Regions from separate parts of the Homo sapiens genome. Here region 2 is linked to region 1. A link is an interaction called in ENCODE POLR2A ChIA-PET data of the cell type or tissue named here. Cell type or tissue: MCF 10A. All regions are shown on one strand. Each heading gives the region's core, and the rest is flanking DNA. Links, peaks and the distances in the headings are about the cores only.

Region 1 (5,073 bases), core at 661-4,660:
AACTTGAGGGAGTGTCTTATGATAAGGCATTTTCTTGTAATTTTGGAAATAAAGAAGGCATTCACAGCAGTGCTCGAGAACTCTTAACAGGAAACTCCTCCTGATCATTCAGCAAAAGACCGTTAACAAATTATCCTTTTCTAGTCACTGTTCCATTTATAAAAGATGTAACTGCTGGCAATGAAAGACCCTCTGACAAAATGCAATATTATGAATTATTATATTAGCAACTTTCTTCTCAATTTAACATACAAAGTCTGTACAGTTACAAAGGTAACTACATACCTAGTGAACTTAGATTTACATTTGATTTTTTTTGCTGGTAAACATTAAAAATTGTAGGTTCAGTACATCATAACTGAACTTTCCTTCTAAATATTTGAGTATCCTTATGTTGACTTTCTTACTCTCTCAGCGTTAGAAATGAAATTTAACTTAACCTCCTGTGCCTGTAGATTCTGAGTGGAATTGCTTTCCTCCTCCTCTGTCTAGCACACCACACCAAGTGACTACAAACAGAACAAGCACGAAAATTTCAACACCTTCTATAAAACTGCAAATAATCTGACCACGGTTTAGCTTTAAAAGAATAGCTATAGTCCTGTATTTATCAAATTCCTTATCACAATAAATCAAAACCAAATAGCAGCTCTATTCTAGAAGAAAAAAAGCTAATGCTAATCGACAAACAGAAGGCATACTGTATATAAGAAAATCAATACACTTTTTTTTTTTTTTTTTGAGATGGAGTCTCGCTCTGTCACCCAGGCTGGAGTGCAGTGGCGCGATATCACGGCAAGCTCCGCCTCCCGGGTTCACGCCATTCTCCTGCCTCAGCCTCCCGAGCTGCTGGGACGACAGGCGCCCACGACTACGCCCGGCTAATTTTTTTGTATTTTTAGTAGAGACGGGGTTTCACCGTGTTAGCCAAGATCGTCTCGATCTCCTGACCTCGTGATCCGCCCGTCTCGGCCTCCCAAACTGCTGGGATTACAGGCGTGAGCCACCGCACCCAGCCAATACACAAATATTTTGCTGAGTCTCTCTCGTGCTCAGCATAGTAGCAGTCAGAGATTCAACAACTAATATGCTCACACATTCAGTAAAAATAGACTTTCCTTAAATATGCAAGGGCTAATGCAAACAGTGGTCAGTCAACATTGTTAAAGTTCATTTTCTTGAGTGAGACTCTAAGTTGACAACATTTATAACACAGTCATATATTTTCTGTAAGCTGACTGGGGGAATTTGCAAGGCTAACTGTGCTGTTACTATTAAATCTTATAAATTCAGGTCTGTTAGTACCCGAACTTTCACCAGGCCTTCAAATTTAATATTTTACCTCAAGGAATTACCTCCTTGAGCTTCAGACTCATCACCCACATTAATAGTCAAGATCTTTTACTTCTTCTAAATTCCCTTAACACATTTAGTCTGTATCATACAACCATGCACTTACTTTAAGGTAGCTTCTTTTTATCCCCAAACAGGACATGAGCTTTTCAGAGGAGGGAACTGCACCTTCCACTCCACTGGAAACCCCAAAATGGCCTGCAGTAGTGGAATTCATAAGCATTAAGTGAGTTTAAATGTATTAAAAACAAGCTAAATTTAAAATCGCACTGCATTAAATAAGTTCTCTACTGTAGAGCTATCTTAATGTGGTTTCTGCACACTTATTAAATACAAGCTCAGCCATTCACGAATTTTTGTTTTATCCAACAGGTCTTTTTGCCTCTTGAAGGGGCCTGTAATTCCATTCCCCAAACAGCCAATCCATCTGTACCCTGCAGCTGTTTCCTAGGTAACTAACCCAGCCAAATAAAAGACTTGTACACAATAGGAAAAAGGAAATGGAACTAGAAACTACAGCATCCCACATGCCTCTCAGCATCTCACCTGTGCAGCATAACACACAAAAGGAAAGTCATCCTGAGTCTTACTCCATTAAGTGGGGGCATCTTAAGAAGCTTCGACGCTCATCATCTGTAAATCCAGACACTGTTAAAACGATTTAATACAGCCAGTCTGAGCATGTCTGTTGCCACAGTGAGGATGATTATAAGGTATGTCATCACTACATGTAAAAGCAGTGTCACAGAAAATCTGTAACACAGGGGCTGTAAGGCAGAAAGGCGCACGGCCACCAGTCTGTCAGAGCAAATCATGTGGAGTGCTTGCCAACCTGGCCAGAGAGAGCGTTTTCCCATACAGGGTTGGATTTGAGCAAAAATAGCGAAGTTAACATTAGCTATTATCTTCTTCCATCTCCCTGTTACGTTTTCCTCCTCCGGACAATGCTCTCCTCCTCTCACGGGGCTCTCCCTGTCAGCTCTAGGTACTATGATTTGGAGTGCCCAATCCCTACCACAGATGTGGATCTCTTGCTCTACTTCCTCCTTGGGGAAATAAAATCTGTTCTTGGCAAGCTGTTTCACTGGTTACACAGGCCAAAAAATACTCTACCACAAATGTCTTAATGATTGATAAAAGCTTAACATACTGCCTTTCCCAAGAGCATTTGTATTTGAGCGAGGGGTAGTATCCCAATTGAACTGAAATTACGGAGTTTCATGTTTTAGCAATGGGCTGGCTGAAGAAATTTAGAATTGGATTGCACGTGAAGATGGGGAGCAGGAAGGGGAAAGACCCCAGTGTACACAGCCCTGTGCACCTCCCTGGGTAAGTCAGACGCTGGCAGCTCGCCCTCTGAATGAGTAGAAGCACAAAAACAAAACAACAGCCTACGGGTAACTTAAAAACGTCACACACCTAATTTTTTCCTCTAGAAACATAGCTAGTGGTGATGATTTTTATCTGCTATGATTTCTAAATTGTATTTTAGGATATAGGTGCTTATAAATAGCAAACTGGCCAAAAAAAAAGAGTGAACAGGTAAATCAAAGAAACTTAATGAGCCACACATGGACAGTGTCTGAAAACCTGAGTAACATAATAGGCTGGGGCTGAGCCCTACTCTCCACTGTAGTATGCCTTCCTGTGACTTTCACCTGTTCTTACCCTCCCGGGAGTTTACAGTCACCCATCCTTACAGTTTCTCCCAGTCTCTCACTTTCCTCTTGCCTTCATGTCTTTCCCTACCCAGCCTAGAGTCCTTGATCCATTATGTTACCACCTTTTATCTTTTCATGCACCCACCTGGCAAAAATGATAGCCCTGACTCAATAGAAATTTCTTCCTTCTTGTACTAACCTTCAGGCTGTGGAATGCTGATGGAGAAAATCACATCAGAGCAGACGGGTGCTGCTGTAAATTTCTAAATTTTAATCTCAGGGCCGTCATCTCTGTCTAGAAACTAATTAGGTCTCACTAATTCCGTGCTTCACTGTTCTTTGCTGAGGCTGTTCCAAGACTCCTGCACTCTCCTTTAAAAAATCTACCACTTCCTTCATATTCAGTAGGTATCAGTCTCTATTATTTCTCAGAAAAAAGTAGAGGCCATCAGACAGCAAATCCTCAACTGTCTACCATCAAACTTACAAATGTATCTGAACACATTCATTCTTTCATTCTCACAATCCTTTCTCCTTGTGTTTTGGATCCCATCCTCCCCTTCTTTGGGATCTTGCCCAATACATTATTTTCTCTTTTCATATCTATCCTCTTCTGGATCTCAAAAATGTTTGAATGTGTTTAAGTCTCCCCTACCATAAAACAAAACTATCCCATATGCCAACACGTCCTCCAGGGGCATCATGCTTTCTGTTTCTGTCTTGCTTTGTCTAACCTCCCGTGCCCCCAGCCATGGCCAGATTTCCTCCTCCTCTGCTGCCTTCACTTCCCAGAGTCTCATTCACTCTTCAACCTACTGAAGGTTGGCTTTTGCCCCAACTACCATTTTGATAGAGCTCTTGTGAAGCTCACTCACTCCATAACACCAACTCTAATGGATGCTTAACATTTAAAGTCCTGGACTAAAAACATTTTAGCAGCATTTGATATAGCTTCTTCAAACACATTTCCTTTGGTTTTGGTAACTCCCTCCATATCTACTGGGTTTCCTCCTGCCTCTTTAGTTTCTCCTCCTTTCATACACACTTTTTTCTTTCCCATTTGTTAAAATTTTGTGTTCTTTAGGGATCTTTCTTGGATCTGGCTCTTCTATAGTGACTCTCTGTCCTAAATCCAAACTCTTTAAAATGGGCTGTAAAGGTCTGGATTATACTGCTTCTAGTCTTTCATTTCTTTTCATACTTGATGCTCTAATTCTTAGATTAATTCCTAATTCATATATCTCCTTATATTATACACACCCCAGGCCCTCATATATGCTGTTCCCTCTGCCTACAATACTCTATCAAACCTCTTTTCCTGGCTAGTACCTATGACTAGAAATTCCAGTTGCAGCTTAGAAGTTGCTCCTGGGCTATCTTCCTTGACAAGCTCTTACACTCCCATCCTGAGTTGAGTGCTTGTCCTCTGGGCTCCTATCAAAGCACTGTATCTCCTTACTGAACCTGAAGAGATCATGGGAACCCCTAAAGTTGTAGCCAGTGAGAAGCAGAGGTAGCCTGGGGACCCCCTGACCTTGTGGATAGCATCTGCATTGGGGGCAGCATCTGAATTTGTGGAGAACTGAGTCCTTAATTTGTGAGGTCTGCACTAACTCCAGGTGATTAGTGTCAGAATTGAATTGTCCTGCAGTGCACCAACTTGGGGTTGGAAGAGACTACATATCTTTACACAAAAACTTATATATGAATGTTCATAGCAGTATTATTCATAATAGCCAAAAAGTAGAAGCAATACAAATGTCCATCAACTGATGAATAAAAAACAAAATAGCCATACAATGAATTTTTCAGCAATTAAAAAAAAGAACTACTAATACATGTTACAACATGGATAAACCTTGAAAACACAATGCTTTGTGAAAGCAGCCAGACACAAAAGACCACATATTGTATGATTCCGTTTATGTGAAATGTCCAGAATAGGCAAATCCAAAGAGGCAGAAAATAGACTAGTGGTTGCCAGAGGATGGGGGAAAAAGAAATTGGGAAGTACAGGGTTTCTTTTTCTTGGAATGTTACAAATATTCTGGAATTAGAC
Region 2 (5,073 bases), core at 593-4,592, 170 kb before region 1:
AATCCCCGTAACTTAAAGCACCAGTCTCAGCTCATATTCCGGCTGCTACAAATGGCAGGGACAGCCTTCGACCTCCACCTGTCAGGAGAGCCTGCAGGGTTGAGAATTCAGCAGGCCACCCTTCCAAGCATGTCTGTACAGGTGCCCTGTTCTCTGTCTACGACACACAATTCTCTGACAGTGCCTCTCTCAAACGACTCCGCCACTCCGTAAGCCACTAACAGGGACCGTCCCCATTCAGTGAAGATTAGCAACAGAAATTACCTCCTGGCTGGATGCCGTGGCACCAACCACAAAACAGGGAGGAAAGTACTGCAGAATTAGAGGGTGTGGTATTTCATAGAATAAAAATTACCTTTTTTCCAAACCCAGAACAGAGTCATGCCAGACCTTATTGGCAACAGGTGGGATTAATGCAACTGACTTTTTTTTTTTTAATAAGCACAGTATAAAAAGTACTGTACTAACATTCATGTCCCTGACTCTGGTTCCAGCTTACTGACTGGCTGTGGGAACCTCCATTTCCTTGTTTACAAACAAGGATGAAGAAGGTTTTGGCTGCTGGTGGTCCACTTTTTTGTGGCCCCTGCACCCAGGGTAGACACACTCCCACCAAAAACAGTGGCTCACTGGGGTGGCAGTGCTTATTATGGGTGACTCCTGCTGGAGCTACAAATCACCAGTAATGTTACCATCAGGTGGGGAATGGAAGCAGGTACTGCCATCTTTGAGAGCCACCTGGCAGTGGCTATGAACCTTCTTCTGCACCGACTTCTGACCCAGCCATTCCTATCACCTACCCAGGTGTGTCCAGGTAAGCTGGTCCAAGGATGATCAGTGCTTTTTTTTTTTTTTTTTTTCCTTTTTTCTTTTTTTTTGAGACCAGGTATTTATTACTTTGTTGCCTAGGCTGAAGTGCAGTGGTGGGATCATAGCTCACTGAAGCCTCCAACTCCTGGGCTCAACGAATCTTCTCAACTCAGCCTCCCAGGTAGCTGGGACTATGGGTGCTCACCATCATGCCCAGCTAATTTAAAAAATTGTGTGTGTGTAGAGATGACAGTCTCTCTATGTTGTCCAGGGTGGTCTTGAACTCTAGCCTCAAGGTCAGCACTTATAATGCCATAATGATCAGGCAGTACAAACTGCCCATCTGTAGGGGGATGATCACATACACTTGGTATACTCAAAATAAGATGCTAGCACGGGTGATCTTTGTATTCCCCCCGGGCAGGGAGTGGGGGACGTGGTCTCACTCTGTCGTCCAGGCTGGAGTGCAGTGGCGCCATCTCTGCTCACTGCAACCTCCGTCTCCTGGGTTCAAGCAATTTTGTCTCAGCTGCCTGAGTATCTGGGATTACAGGTGAGTGCCACCACACCCGGCTAATTTTTGTATTTTTAGTAGAGATCAGGTTTCACCATATTGGTCAGGCTGGTCTTGAACTCCTGGCCTCAGGTGATCCACTCACCTTGGCCTCCCAAAGTGCTGAGATTACAGGCGTGAGCCACCGCACCCAGCATGGGCAATTTCTAAGACCTATTGTTTAGGGGGGAAAAAAGCAAGTTACAGAACAATACAAACACTATGATACCACTTACTGGTGGCGGAAACCCACAAATCAATACCATGGATTTTCTAAGGATGTGTGTGTCTGTAGACATACACACAAATGTATACTTATATGCAAATGCACAAAAAGAGGTCTGAAAAGTAATTTATATGAAACTAATATAATTCTTATCTCTGGGAATAGAAAGGGATAAGAAGTTGCTCAAAGAGACCTCAGTTTATCTATGTTGTTTGCATTCTTTTTACAATGAGAATGTATTTAGGTAATGCCTGTGTAAATCAAAGTTAAGAAACAAAAATTACTGGGTTAGACGAGTTTTCTTCTTTTCTTTTTTTTTTTGAGACAGGGTTTCACTCTGTTGCGCAGCCTGCAGTGCAGTAATGGAATCATGGCTCACTGAAACCTCAACCTCCACCTCAACCTCCCGGGTAGCTGGGCCTATGGGCACACGCCACCACGCCTGGCTAATTTTTTGTATTTTTGTAGAGACAGAGTTTCACCATGTTGCCCAGGCTGGTCTCAAACTCCCGGACTCAAGTGATCCACCTGTCTTGGCCTCCCAAAGTGCTGGGATTACAGACATAAGCCACTGCGCCTGGCCAGGTTAGATGATTCTTAAGGCCGTGCCAGCTCTAATATCCTCTATTTCTAAGGATTCCGGAACTCAGTTGTTGAGTAGGTTAATTAATCTTACATAGAACAGAGGGCTATGGGCCGGGTGTGGTGGCTCATGCCTGTAATCCTAGCACTTTGGGAGGCCGACATAGGTGGAGCACTTGAGGCCAGGAGTTTGAGACCAGTCTGGTGAACATGGTGAAACCCCCTCTCTACAAAAAATATAAAAATTAGCTGGGCGTGGTGACGTGTGCCTGTGCTCCCAGCTACTCAGGAGGCTGAGGCATGAGAATCGCTTGAACCCAGGAGGTGGAGGTTGCAATGAGCTGAGATTGCACCACTGCACTACAGCCTGGGTGACAGAGCAAGACTCTGTCTCAAAAAAAAAAAAAAAAAAAAAAAAAAAAGAGGTCTGTGGATATTTCATAAAAAAAGGAAAACATAATTCTGGCTACAGAATAGAAAGGCTGTGGTTCTTCAAAGTCTGAGAGTACAAAATAAAAATAAATAATAGTGAAATCATAATAATTATATACCAGGAAAGGGAGATGGAAATAATAATAATGATTACTATAGTAATAATAATTTACTTCATCGAGTATGCCAGGAGTGAGGGTGGAGTGCCGGCAATGTGTTTGCAAATGTTTTGGCACGTGGGATGTTATCACTGTTGTTGCCAATTTTATATTACTGTTATTATTGCCATTATCACAGTAATCAAGGCCCCTGGTTACTTGAGGACACATCCAGTGACTCACCCAAGCCTTTATCACCTGTTACAGTCACTTCATGTTATAAAATCATTTTTTTCCCCATCATCACTTCTGCAGACTTTATGAAATACAGCTCAGAAGTCTAGGCAACATTGCGAAACCCTGCCTCTACTACAAATACAAAAAATTAGCCAGGCATGGTGCCATGCGCCTGTAGTAATAGCTACTCAGGAGGCTGAGGTGGAAGGATCACCTGAACCTGGGAAGTCGAGGCAAAAAAAAAAAAAAAGAAATACAACTCAGAGACAGCCCAACTACTCTCCCCTCCTGCAGAGCAGTAATGGGCTTAACCAAACTCAAGGGCTCAAATAAAAGAAGCGGGAAGAAGTGGGGGAACACAGTGAGGCTCTGGAATGGAAAGAGACCAACAGTGGTGTGTAGAGGCCACAATCTATGCCACATGCACTTAGAGGTTTGGTACAATTATCAGTGGAACCCAGCATGGAATACAGCAGCAAAAAACTGGAAACCAGGCACAGTGGTCATGCCTGTGATCCCAGCAATTTGGGAGGCCAAGGCAGGAGGATCACTTGACACTTGGAGTTCCAGAGCAGCCTGGGCAGCATAGCAAGACCCCATTTCTACAAAAAAAAAAATACAAAAATTAGCCAGGCGTGATGGCGCATGCCTTTAGTCCCAACTACCTGGGGAGCTGGGGTGGGAGGATCACTTGAGCTCAGGAGGTCGAGGCTACAGTGACCCATGATTGTGCCACTGCACTCCAGCCTGGGCAACAGCATGAGACCCTATCTCTTAAAAAACAAACAAACTGGCCAGACGCGGTGGCTCACGCCTGTAGTCTCAACACTTTGGGAGGCTGAGGCAGGCAGATCACCTGACGTCAGGAGTTCGAGACCAGCCTGACCAACATGGAGAAACCCCATCTCCACTAAAAAATGCAAAATTAGTCAGGCGTGGTGGTGCATGCCTGTAATCCCAGCTACTTGGGAGGCTGAAGCTGGAGAATCACTTGAACCCGAGAGGCAGAGGTTCCAGTGAGCTGAGATCGTGCCATTGCACTCCAGCCTGGGCAACAAGAGCGAAACTCCATCTCAAAAACAAACAAACGTGGAAACTGCCTAAGTATCCCACAAGAGGCAATGCTTAAAGAAACTGTGGTGTAGCCATACAATGGGCTGACAGAGCCATCAAGACACTACATCCATATTTACTGATCTGAAAAGACATGATGATTTCTTGCTTGCCGAAAAAAACTGGTTACTGAAGACATATATAGCATGATTCTACAGTAGCAACAAAATGTCCATATTTGTGTATATTTAAAGTGAAATACAGTAAAGTCTGAACTATACACTAAGATCTTAATAGCAAAATATCTGCACTTTTTTTTTTTTGAGACACAGTCTTGCTCTGTCTCCCAGGCTGGAGTGCAGTTGTACAATCTCAGCTCACTGCAATCTCTGCCTCCCAGGTTTAAACAATTCTTGCGCCTCAGCCTCCCCAGTAACTGGGACTACAGGTGTGCGCCCCCATGCCCGGCTAATTTTTTGTATTTTTAGTAGAGATGGGGTTTCACCATGTTGCCTGTAATCCCAGCTACTCAGGAGGCTGAGGCAAGAGAATCACTTGAACCTGGGAGGCAGAGGTTGCAGTGAGCAGAGATGGCACCACTGCACTCCAGCAGGGGCAACAGAGTGAAACCGCCCCTAAAAAAAAAAAAAAAAAAAAAAGCAACAAAAAACATTATGCTTAGCAAAAGAAGCCAGACATAAAAGGCCACATGTTGTATGATTCTATTTATGTAAAACGTCCAGAAAAGGCAAGTCCAGAGAGGCAGAAAGTGGACTGGTGTTTGCCTGGGGCTGGGTGGGATGTGTATATTAGAGCGTGATGGCTAAGGGGTATAGAATTTAGTTTTTGGGTAAAATGTTCTAAAAGTGGTTGTGGTGATGGATGCATAATTTTATGAATATACTCAAAGGCTTTGAATAGTACATTTTAAATGGGTAAATTGTATGGCATGTGAATTATATTTCCAAAAACTGCTAAAATTTTTTTTTTTTTTTCCTGTTGCCCAGGCTGGAGTGCAGTGGTGCGATCTTGGCTCACTGCAACCTCCGCCTCCCGGGTTCAAGTGATTCCCCTGCCTCAGC

The links. Peaks named below come from ENCODE experiments on the same cell type or tissue, not always from the same donor. Only the 100,000 strongest peaks of a DNase experiment are listed, where the experiment ranks them.
Region 2: POLR2A ChIA-PET joins it to region 1 with 5 read pairs; 3 of 35 experiments call an interaction of 5 or more read pairs at or near these places.

Annotation. Positions count from the first base shown.
Region 1 is chr16:22,068,475-22,073,547 of GRCh38, reverse strand. The region is part of intron 1 of MOSMO (modulator of smoothened); the gene reads right to left. LOC124903665 (a long non-coding RNA gene) reads left to right here and starts at 1,994. Exons shown (of 3, transcript XR_007065027.1): 1 at 1,994-2,066; 2 at 2,583-2,682. RefSeq lists a silencer at 2,446-2,740. In MCF 10A, for the core only: no CTCF peak of the experiment used is centred there; a DNase peak (open chromatin) is centred at 2,697.
Region 2 is chr16:22,234,455-22,239,527 of GRCh38, reverse strand. The region is part of intron 2 of EEF2K (eukaryotic elongation factor 2 kinase); the gene reads right to left. Among named protein-coding and RNA genes, the nearest start is that of EEF2K, 31 kb to the right of the region's middle. In MCF 10A, for the core only: no CTCF peak of the experiment used is centred there; a DNase peak (open chromatin) is centred at 3,037.